Linked DNA regions of Mus musculus: all the other regions are linked to region 3. Evidence: chromatin loops called from intact Hi-C (ENCODE). Cell type or tissue: left cerebral cortex. All regions are shown on one strand. Region 1 overlaps Anks1b (ankyrin repeat and sterile alpha motif domain containing 1B). Region 2 overlaps Anks1b (ankyrin repeat and sterile alpha motif domain containing 1B). Region 3 overlaps Anks1b (ankyrin repeat and sterile alpha motif domain containing 1B).

Region 1 (4,000 bases), 430 kb after region 3:
GGTGTCCTTAATCGTTCCTCTGAGATAAAATGCTGAGGCTGGCACCTGCAGCACCTTCATAAGCCTCTGAGGGCTAGTCAGAGCTTTGACATTCCTTTTGCCAGATTGCTTTTCTCCAAAGTTGACTGAATTATTACAGCTTTGAGGGTTATTAAGATGGTTAAACTTCTACTCCTACCAAAAAATGTGTATGCCTACAAGGTTTTTAAAAATGCATAAATGTGGTCTATCATATGAGCATCAAGTAATATATGCATATAACCGTTTAGGGGTATCTTGTTGTTTTTTTTTAATTAATTAATGAGCTATGCGTTTCTTTTTCTTGTGTCCATCAGACAGTCACTGGTTATACAGTTGAGACTCTGTTGAAATAGGATGGAAGGGGAAGTTGTTGCAGCCCTAGAGAGGTTTAAGACTTACTTAGGGCAATAAACAGATGGTATTAATAATTACCAGACCTAGCAAACAAATTGAGTATTGTTTTGGCATTAGTTATATTGACTACATTTCTCTGCATAGCTACTTTTCCCCCCTGTCTCTACCTGAAACAGGGCATGTCATTCCCAAGCCCTGGTCCAAATCCATTCTGATCCGTGAAAAGTTTAGATTCACTGAGTTAATCGTCCATACTGAAGGATGATTAACTTTCAGCTTAATTTTCCTCTGAGTATTAAACACTTATGAACAAATATAATCCCCCTTTGAATGTATTTAATGAGAAGGTAATCTCTCTGGTTTTAAAGAGAATTTGAAGAAAGAGTGTGCAGAACAGTCATGTGAGAATTGTGCACCAAATACATCCAAAAAAAAAAAAAAGAGCATCGTAGGAAGATCAACGTCTAATCCTAAGTTGTGGCTTTATCTGTTTATTTCCAAGTAGTGTATGGAATCTTCCAGAATATAAGATCACCTTGTTAACTCAGATATGCCAAGGACTTGTACTATGAGACAAAATCAAAACAACAGCTTTGATTTGCCATGTAGAAGGATTAATTAATTGTGAAGATGAAGTAACTCATGAAACGTTGTCATCAATTCAATGGTGTCATCAATTAGTGCATTTCAGGCTTTCATGCACCATTTGTTTGGGGCCAATATTGTGAGAAAAGATTGTCTACCTTTACGATAATAGTCTGTTGGTTGCCGTAGGCTACTTAATGCTGAGCTTAAAGCCCTCTGTGGTTGGCCCACTTTAAGAAACAGACTTCATTAATGTAAAAATCTGTTAGACCTGCTCAGCTTCCATTCGGTGTCATAGTCTAGCTTTTGTTTTTTTTTTTTCTTGTGGCATATTCTGACCTGCATTTATTCATTCTGTTGCCTAAGCAACAAGCACCACGCTCCCATTAACCATGATGTGGTGTAGGTCTTTTTAGAAGAAGACAGTAGACATCAAGAGGATATAATTAATGTTGGTTAAAATGCCATAGTATATCCATGCGTGCACTTAGTTATGGAAACATATTCTACTTGTGGGTTAAGTGTAAATGTTTCGTGTAAATAACATTTGAAGAAAGCATTTACTCAAGGCTTATTTTTTTTTTTTGCTAAATATATTCTATATACTCTTAAACATAGACATAATATATGGTTAATTTTTATCTAATGACAATCATTAACTTTAGTAAAGATGACTTGATACTGATTCCTGAACATGGCTAGAGAAGAAGGAAGTTCCTCCCCCAAATGCTTTTAACTCTTTATTGTCTTTCATCACTTCTCCTCGGGCTCTTAATATTTACCCTTGATTCATAGGTACAAGAATTATAAACTTTTGTTCTGTGCCTTCATCCTGGTTTATAGGACATCAAGGACAGAGATTAGATCCAAAGCATCATTAAGAATATACAAATAAATAGAAATTGGTACAATTCAAGAAGGGCTACAACAGAGCCTTAATTAAGCCAGCTAAGACTTTGGGGAAGTCATGTGTGTGTTGACATCACAAGCCCTCACCAGTCATGCGTCTGAAGTCTTCCCTAGTCCCGCCCTGCCTGCTTCCTCTAAAGACATCACATCTGCTCCCCGCATAAGCACAATCTCCCTGCTTCTCACCAGACCTGGGGAAGCCGTGGGGTCCTCTGAGCCTTGTGCTTCTTCAGCCTTTGCAGTGTATGTAACATGACTAAGTTTTAATGCTGTTTATTTTCCCAACAAGGAGTTTAGGGATGTGTTCGTTGTTATGCAGACTTGCTGGTTTTTCCCTTATTATATTTATTGCTACTGCCATCTTTCTTTTTCTGAGTTAGATGACTGCTCCCTAAGTTGTCCAAATCACAAACCCTCTATTTCTATGTCTTTGCTCCTTATGTCCTCTCCTGCTTCTCGGGGACTGTCATTTCCTTTCTTTCCCTTATACTTTTTATTCTCAAAGTTCTCCCTGCCTGGTTTACATAACTTCCCTTAAGGACTCTAGTCCATAGTAGTTTGTCTTTCCAAACTCGCTTAGTGGTTGGATTTTGCAGCCATCGTTCTAGAGTTAGGAATTAAGTTCCCATTCGTCTATATCTTGTCTTCTCTACTAGAAGAGAAACTCAGCAAGTCTGTTTTGTGTGTGATTTCCTTGCCTTTCTCACAGCTCCTAACATAATGCTATATGTTTAGAAACTCACCCGTAAACACCACATACACAACAGATTGACATGACTGGACCTTCATTTATAAACTAAAAATCTTTTTGGTCAATGAGAGTATGGAGCATTAGTTGTCTCACTGTGGAATTGAGTCCTCTATAAATATTTTCCATGTGTTAGAAAATGTTAGTTACTAGGGATATGATGATGAACAAAACATGACCCTCAGTCAAGGCATACTGTTGTCCTGAGTATTTGCCTACACATCCCACAAACATTCCTTCATGCATATAGAATATAAGACAGGAATCTTGCCCCTTATCTTTTCTTACAATCAGAATCAATCAGCAGATTTTCCTATATTAAGTTAAATACATAATGGAAAAGGCAAACAATCTGTTGGAGTTCAAAGTCAAGGCAAATGGAGCTAGTGATAGCATCTATCACTCCTAAGCAGTACTACAGCAGATTGGTGGTGTGAAGATCATATTACAAAGGGTCTATTACTTGGAGGAGGACTGACTCAGAGCCTCTCTGGCCTCACTACCCAACACTTACATTTGTAAATTCTAAAGGGGAAAAGAATGAAATTGTATAGTGCATCATTCCTTTAGCAGCTCCTGTTGACCTATTGACTTGAGGTGATTTGACCAGTGTTCGGGATAAAGGCTTTATGGAATTGATTATAAAGGTACTACTGGAAGCCACACACAAATTGGCATTTCTGGGAACTTGAGCGGATAGCATTCATAAAGCTCAAACTGGAGGTCAAAATGAGAAGTTCCCGTTACACACTGAAAAAGACCCAAGGAGCTATTGGAGGTTATAGAGGTCAACAGAAGATGGAAGCAAGAGAGGCCAATAGGTACATACTTAAATGAAAATTTTCTCCCATGTTTGTGGTGCATGTATGTTACATGCTAATAGACCTACAGATCTGTCCTATTTTCCAGAACTTTGCTGCAGAGCAAAGAGCTCAGTTTGCTTTGCAGCTGGTCTGGAAAAAATGACCTTTTAAGTCTTAGCAAACCACCATCCAAGTAAGAAGTTAGACCTGTAGACAACAGAAATAACTTGACCGTAATGGCTAAGACTAATCATTCCATGATGATTTCTTACTTAACAATGTTTTCAGGCAAATCTAGGAAGTTTTTATGATGTATAAGTATAAGAGAAAAATGTCCATTTCCTCTATCTTCCTGTTTCTGAAGCAGACTGGGCTTTGAATTGAGTGGATGACCTCATATTATAAAAAACATCTATACATTTCCAAACTCATTTAGGACAGACAGCAGTGGTGGACTCATTCTTACAAAAGTGGCTTGTTTTTGGTTTTGTTTTTTTTTTTTGTTTTTCAACCATTGACATTTAAAATTTGTCAGTATCTATCAGTCAGTGCCAAAGGGGAGTCATTCTTTATCTGGACA
Region 2 (4,000 bases), 420 kb after region 3:
AGATGAGAAGAAGATAACAAAGCACCAAAATAGCAGGCTATATGATATATATCACATGTGAAATAATCAAAGTTTATTTATATACAACTGTGTGCTCAATTTTGTTGAACTTTAAAATATCTTTCTTTTTACATTTTATTATTAAGTAGCAATAAGCTGTTGAGTCATAATTTATATACTATTCAATTCACCTATTTAAAATATGCAAAGCAGTGGGTTTTTTAATATATTTACAGAAGTTGACAGCCAGCTCTATAAGCAAGTATAAAACATTTCCATCTCTTCCATAAGGAGTCCCAGGTCCACTAATAGTGACTCTACATGCCCCCTCAAATCCCCTTTCCAGTTCTAGGGAACTCCTAGCTTACTTCCTGACTCTCTCTATCTCCTCTGTCATAGCAACAGAAGCATATAGCACCTGATTTTTCTGTCTGGCTTCCTTCACCTAGAATGGCATCTCCAAGTTTGATCTTTATCGTAGCATACTGCCTTGCCTCACTTCTTTTTATCACCAAGTAATATTCCACTTTATGGATGTAACACATTGTATACATCTATTCACAGATGTTACGGGGTCGGGCACTGCCATCTTGCCCCCATCTCTGTGTCAATTCTTGTCCCTCATCTGCGACCACAGGTTGATATGTAGTTATGAAGCTTCACTAATCACCAGGTGGTCATGCTATTGGGTTTGTTTGTTTGTTTGTTTTTTAATTTGTGTTTTCAGTTCCCTGAGGTATAAATTGTTCTGCAGTCTGGTCCAATTAAATTGAAACAGGAGAAGTTTTTGAAGCCAGGCAGAGGGCCCTTAATACTTCTCTTTCCCTGGTTTTCTGAAAGTGGGATACCATTTGACTTTTTGCCTGAATGAAGTACACTAGCTTCTCCTTAGCTGTTTAGCACCCAAATCGTTTTCTTTATCCCCTCCCACCCAAACCTCCACTTTAACACAGACTCTCCCTATGTACCCAGGCTGGCTAAAGATTTCAATATCTTCTTGCCTCTGTCTCTGGAGTGCTAGGATTAAAGGTATGACTCTGTCTGACTTTCTATTGGTTTTGATAATATCCTTGTTCTCAACTTTTGTTTCAAATGAAGTTAGCCCCCACCCCCACCCCAAGGAGAGCTTTAGAACTTTAGATTCTTTTTTTTTTTTTTAAAAAGAAAGAAAATTTTATTTATTTTTTTTCTTTCCATTTTTTATTAGGTATTTAGCTCATTTACATTTCCAATGCTATACCAAAAGTCCCCCATACCCACCCACCCCCACTCCCCTACCTGCCCACTCCCCCTTTTTGGCCCTGGCGTTCCCCTGTTCTGGGGCATATAAAGTTTGCGTGTCCAATGGGCCTCTCTTTCCAGTGATGGCCGACTAGGCCATCTTTTGATATATATGCAGCTAGAGTCAAGAGCTCCGGGATTCTTAATGACTGACTCTTCACTTAGACAAAAGCTTCGAGTGATCCTTGTTAGCAGTGGACTGTGGCACGGGCCTTGTCTTCTCTGTTTATCTTTCTAAGCATGGAGCCTGTACCCTGGAAGTGCACAGTACCCCCACTGCTCTTGATCTACCCAAACTGAGGTGGACTCTACCCCGTGACTGAGAGCTGGGTGGATGGAGGAAGCTCCTGATTTGTTAGCTGTTTTCTCTGGGAACTTGACCTCCACAACTTCAAGGAGATAGAGAAGACTGGTCTATCCCTTCTGATGAGATACTATATCTGTGGACTGGGAGCTCAGGAAAGAAGGTGCTCAGTGTCCTAGTTGTGCTTGGACCAAGACTGTCTGTGGAGAGGATTCTGATGCAAAGGCAGGTGGGAGCCACCATCAACCACCCACCACAGAGTCCTGATCACACTATTTAGAAGAGTTTTAAATAAGCATTTCTTCATCTGTTGTGCAGTCTTAGAATAGTTTGTAGAACCTTCTAATGGTTTCGGGGGGGAGGTTAATTGGAAATTGTTTGTTTGTTTGTTTGTTTGTTTGTTTTATTACCCTAGTATTGAGCAATTATACTTGTTTCTGAGAATGGAGCCCCTAGGATTCTGTCTTCAGAAGACTGTGCCATCGGAAAGCCCCTGGTCCCATCACATAGCTTGAATCTCAGTTTCTTTATCATCAATGATGATAATTGACAAGTTGGGACACGTGGCCCTGAGCTCACTCCCTCTTCTCCCTGTTTGAATCTCACTTTGAGAAATTACAGAGGTCCTGGCTGAATAAAGGTGCCTGGTCAGTAATGTGCTGAAAGAATTTCAAGACTCCAGGAAAGTATTTTAAGTAAAATGAAGAATATATTTAGATACTATAAAAATGTGATCTTCAGGCCTAAATCAGGATCCTTTAGAAGTTTGACTCATGAGAAAACACTTAAACAAAATCAGAACCCAGCATGACTCAGGATCCCTGTCCCTCCTCTCCCTCCTTTTCCTGTCTTGCCATCTCCTAATTCACCCCCCACACACACACACACCTACATTTTGCTAACACATGAGAAGTATTAAACAGAAATCAAGGAATTAAAAATTAAAATAACAGAATTCAGGAATTTCTATATAAAGATTTTTAAAGTGGGCGACTACCAGTAATCTCCCTGAGCTGTCTTTATACAACAGTCTAAGCCTTCATATGATTTTCCCTTTTTATTTATTAAAAAACCAAAACCTATTTCCAGAGTCATTCATTCATTCATTCATTCATTCACTTAATGAGCATGACTTAATACCTAAGAATCAAATGCTGCTTTTGCTAGGTGCTTGGTTACTGGATTTAAAGAGTGAGCCGATCATCTTAAGCCTTGCCAAACGAAACTATATCCTTATGTTTGCTCAGTGTTTACAGAGCTTGTTTACCTTCTCATGACATGTCCATGAAGAGACACTATATGTGAGACTTACATTTGACTTCACCTGGTAACAGCCTCCGATCTGATCATTCACAAGTCATATATATCTTAGTTTCGTCTTCACCTGCAGGTCATGTGACAGAATTGCAATCTCCTACAGTTGATCCATGCATATCTATAACTTTTTCAACATTCTAAAAAGATCAAGAGGCAACAAGAGATAAATTATAATCAAGTACAATGTAACTCACCCAGACACGCTTGCTCAATTGAGAGGGTAAAGATGCTGAGCAAAAATCCCAACCTGAAAATTCTATTTAAAAACTAAAATGTCTTCTTTTGTTTGAGGGTTGTATGCATGCTTATGCTGCCTTTGAATAAAATCCACCCACCTTTTCCTCCCCTCTGGTCCCCTCCCCCATTTCCCCTACCATTCTGCCTTCCCAAGTTCATGTGCAAGTCTTTGGTTAAACCCACTTTTTAAAGTCTGTTTAACATGCACAAGTATAAGACTATCTGCTGGGGCATGGGTCGCTCCATCCTTAAAGATAACTGACTCCTCCTGCCCAGTAGGCATCAGTTACCAAAAAGCCCTTAGCAGGTGGCAGGGCTTCATAGACCTTCCTGGATCCATGCTGGGATTTGGGTGGGCTTGATCTTACACAGGTCTTATGCACCTAGTCACAGCCACTGAGAGCTCACCCAGATCCTGTCATATCAGGGAAACAGTCTTGCTATGGGTAACCACTACCTCTGGCTCTTATATTCTTCCTGCCTCTTCTCCTGTGGGCCACAATACTTCCTTTTTATAAAGAAATCAGATACTTGGAGTGCAGTTAAAAAAAAAAAACTTACCTACTGACTATAACAAAATGATTTAAATCTGAAAATGAGAGTGCTTTCTGTAGTTCAGACTGTGAGGGTACATCATGTTGATTATCAAATGCAAACTGAACGCATATGATGTACATACAGTATTAGAAAGGCATACACCCTGCTTTCAAGAAGCAAGTCTTAGACACAAGTAATAATCATGTGGGTTAAGAAATATTTGTTATTATAGAAGGTCTAAATGTGCCACTAGAGAAAAGAGAGAGATTTGTCATCCTATTGAGGGATAGAAGAGGTTTCATAAAGGAAATGACAGAGTTGTAG
Region 3 (4,000 bases):
CTAGAGACAAGAGCTCCAGGGTATTGGTTAGTTCATATTGTTGTTCCACCTATAGGGTTGCAGATCCCTTTAGCTCCTTGGCTACCTTCTCTAGCTCCTCCATTGGGGGCCCTGTGATCTATCCAATAACTGACTGTGAGCATCCACTTCTGTGTTTGCTAGGCCCCGGCATAGTCTCACAAGAGACAGCTATATCTGGGTCCTTACAGCAAAATCTTGCTAGTGTATGCAATGATGTCAGCGTTTGGAAGCTGATTATGGGATGGATCCCTGGATATGGCAATCACTAGATGGTCCATCCTTTTGTCACAGCTCCAAATTTTGTCTCTGTAACTCCTTCCATGGGTGTTTTGTTCCCATTTCTAGGAAGGGGCAAAGTGTCCACACTTTGGTCTTCGTTCTTCTTGAGTTTCATGCGTTTAGCAAATTGTATCTTATATCTTGTGTATCCTAAGTTTCTGGGCTAATATCCACTTATAATTTTAAACTAGCTTTATCTATGAGATTAACTTACAAACAGTAATATCTTTGATAATATTTTATTCACTTTTAAAGTAGGGAAAGTTCTTGCCCAACTTTACCGGCTATTACATATCTGAAGTATGTTATAAATTATTAATGCCAGTATATTACATATATGTATGTATATATATGTACATATATATATATATATATATATATATATGTGTGTGTGTGTGTGTGTGTGTGTGTGTGTGTAAATATATTTTATATTCAAACAATTTATATGAAACACAGATATAATTTGAAAGGAAATCCTGTTTTCAGTCCTATGTCAGTAACATGACTTTACTTTTCTCAAATTGAATTCAAATAGTCTCTCCATGAAATTTATGTTTTGTGGCTCCTTTTCTCTTTGTCTAGTAATGCAGAATTATCTTAATCTTTCTTAAGCTTAGACTATATAAATAAAGATCTACTTTCTGTGGAATTTTCACCTTCTTCCTTCTGGACCTTTAAAACTATAGGTGTTCAGTAAAAAGTTTAAAAGGCATTTGAAACAAAGAAATACTTCCGTGTGTCCATGAGGTTTCTTTTCCATATACATATATGCATATATATGATTATATTTATTTTGATAAAGGCTTTTCAAATACCTTTTATACAACTCTAATAGTCCTGTCCACTCAATGGGAGGAAATCCAAGCCTGACACTGTAAACTTAGTCAACTTCTTGAGGGTAGTAAGGCCCTGGAGCCTAGATGAAATACCTTCTACATTACTAAAGCAGAATAAACAATAACTGTATTCTAAATACCCATCCTTATGTTCACAGATCACTGTAGCTGTCACCCCTCATCAAAGAAGCTTCATTCACAGCAGATGGGAATTGTTACTCAAAGCTACAACTGGCCGAAGTGCATAGGTCAATTAGAATGGGCTGCCCATCTCCAATTAGTACATTGACAACACACCACACTTAATACTCAGGGAACATATAAGAAAAACGTGTGGAAAATTGTAAGAACCAAAGGATTAGGACGTTTGCTGCTATGTAGACCCCCTTTTTAAAAAAAGAGGACTCCAGGTGGACAGAAAGGGAGGAGACTGTGCAGGTGGGAGGAGTTAGAGGAATGAATAGGACCAAAATTTTATGTCAAATTCTCAAAGAATTAATAAAAATATTTTCTTTTTCAAAATAAGTTTTACATTGCAGATTTCTATTCTGACTTTAGAGGGCAGTGCTAAACCACTAATTTTCCATGCTTTTGTTATAGCCACTTGTAATGGTTATTGTAAGATAAAGCTGAAGTTTCAATCATGATATTTGCAATACAATCCTTAATATGATTTCTATGTAGTAAAATTAAAACAAGAGCCCATTTATCCAGTACTTTATCTAATAGACACTTAGTAAGTTTATTATAGACAACACATTGTAGATGACACAAAAATGAATAAGTCTGTACTTTCTTTCAAATAAATTAAAACTGAATGGGGAAGTTAAACACACTATATATGTGTAAATGCCAAAGTGTTCTGTGTGCAATCCCAATCCTTTTGTGATTGTGATAGTAAAACTATCAATAATGACGATTTTATGTGTTAGTTATGGAAGTAATTCTAGCCTCATAGCGCCTTACAAAAGTAGAAATGATCAATGCACCTATTTTGGCAAGCAAGGAAACTGAGAATTAATGAGATTAAGTATTTACTCAAAGCTGCTTAGCTAAGAAGGTGCAGAGCTAAGGCTTAATGTGTTCTTGTTTGACTTCAAAGCAGCCAAGGCTTTTTGGCACTGTGCTTCCTTACTTCAAGGCCTATGTGAAATGCCATAATGTGCATGCTTGCATAAGCAATGGTCGACATGTAGAACAGAGTGATATAATTTAGGTTTGTGAGAAATCTGGGAAATGTTTACCTAAAGGGCAAAATCTGAACTATACCTGAATCCATAGAGTTACAATAGCGGCTAAAATAATAATTAATATTTATTGAAAACTTATCATATGCCAGTCACTCTGTATCTATCACCTCATTTGATTAGGAGGAAAAAGAACGTCTAAGTGTTATTTTTTTATTGTGTAAGTAAGGCAAGCAAGGCTGGGATTGGTCAGATCTGGAAATGTGCAGTTTGAATTTGAATCCAGGATTATCTGCTTATAGAAGCTATATTTTAAACCCCCATTATATACTGAATAGAGAAGTAAGGTAGACGGGATGGATAAAAATGTGGGACATGACTGTGTAAGGCTAAATAATTCTACTTGACTGTAGTCTGGACTGAATATAATGAAATAAATGAAAAGGCAAAGGAGGGTTTCAGTATTACAGGTTTGTAATCCCAGTTATTTATGACATGAGTTCAAGGTCAGCCTTGGCACTTAGTGAGGCCCTAAAATTGGATGGGTAGAGAGATGAGAAGGATCTGGGAAAACTTTGGTTGTGGGGATCATGATCAAAATATACTGTATAGAAATATAAACCAAAAAGAAGTTTAAAAAAACCAAATAATTTTTTGCTTCCTGAGTTCTGTGGATTGTATTCTAGGTATTCTTGTCTTTTTTGGATAATCTACTTATTAGTGAGCACACACCATGCATGTTCTTTTGAGTCTGAGTTACCTCACCCAGGATGATATTTTCTAGTTCCATCCATTTGCCTGCAAAACTTATGATGTCCTCATTCTTAATAGCTTAAGAGTATTCCATTATGTAAATGACCCATATTTTCTGTAACCATTCTTCCATTGAGTGACATCTGGGTTGTTTCTAGCTTCTGGCTATTACAAATGAGGTCACTGTGAACATAGTGGAACATATGTTCCTGTGGTATGGTGGAGTATCATTTGGGTATGTCCAAGAGTGGTATAGCTGTGTCTTCAGGTAGATCTATTTTCAATTTTCTTAGGAACCTACTGAAGTTGGGGACCCCTGTGGTTGTATTAGGGAAAGGCTGGAAGAAGATGAGAAGGGTGACCCCATAGGAAGATCAGCAGTCTCAACTAATCCAGATCCCTGAGATCTCTCAGACACTGAGCCACCAACCAGGCAGCATACATGCGCTTGTCTGAGGTTCCCAGCACATATATAGCAGAGGACTGCCGGGTCTGGCCTCAGTGGGAGAAGAAGGGCCTAATCCTCCAGTGACTTGAGGCCCCAGGGAGTAGGGAGGTCTTGTGGGGGACTAATATCCTCTTGGAGACAGGGGGAGGAAGAATGAAGTGAGGAACTGTGGGAGGGGGGCACAAGGAGGGGGGCAACAGCTGGACTGTAAAAAAATAAAAGTAATAAAAATAATTTAGGAATGCTCACAGCCATCCAGTGGACAGAGCACAGGGTCCCCAATGAAGGATCTAGAGAAAGTACTCAAGGAGCTGAAGGGGTTTGCAGCCCTATAGGATGAACAACAATATGAATAAACCAGTACCCCTAGAACTCCCTGGGACTAAACCACCAATCAAAGAAAATACATGGTGGGACTCATGGCTCCAGCTGCATATGTAGCAGGGAATGGCCTAGTTGGTCATCAATGGGAGGAG

What was found. A loop is a pair of places that touch in the nucleus more often than their neighbours do. Peaks named below come from ENCODE experiments on the same cell type or tissue, not always from the same donor. Only the 100,000 strongest peaks of a DNase experiment are listed, where the experiment ranks them.
Region 1: a loop joins it to region 3, with 5 times the contacts of the local background. A loop is called at or near these places in 5 of 42 quality-filtered maps.
Region 2: a loop joins it to region 3, with 2.3 times the contacts of the local background. A loop is called at or near these places in 5 of 42 quality-filtered maps.

What each region holds. Positions count from the first base shown.
Region 1 is chr10:90,578,155-90,582,154 of GRCm38, forward strand. The region is part of intron 15 of Anks1b (ankyrin repeat and sterile alpha motif domain containing 1B); the gene reads left to right. Among named protein-coding and RNA genes, the nearest start is that of Apaf1, 500 kb to the right of the region's middle. In left cerebral cortex, no CTCF peak of the experiment used is centred here; a DNase peak (open chromatin) is centred at 1,990; H3K4me3 peaks cover 2,516 bases; H3K27ac peaks cover 3,893 bases.
Region 2 is chr10:90,570,644-90,574,643 of GRCm38, forward strand. The region is part of intron 14 of Anks1b (ankyrin repeat and sterile alpha motif domain containing 1B); the gene reads left to right. Among named protein-coding and RNA genes, the nearest start is that of Apaf1, 510 kb to the right of the region's middle. In left cerebral cortex, no CTCF peak of the experiment used is centred here; a DNase peak (open chromatin) is centred at 2,374.
Region 3 is chr10:90,150,001-90,154,000 of GRCm38, forward strand. The region is part of intron 8 of Anks1b (ankyrin repeat and sterile alpha motif domain containing 1B); the gene reads left to right. Among named protein-coding and RNA genes, the nearest start is that of Anks1b, 280 kb to the left of the region's middle. In left cerebral cortex, a CTCF peak has its summit at 1,692; DNase peaks (open chromatin) are centred at 1,632 and 2,248.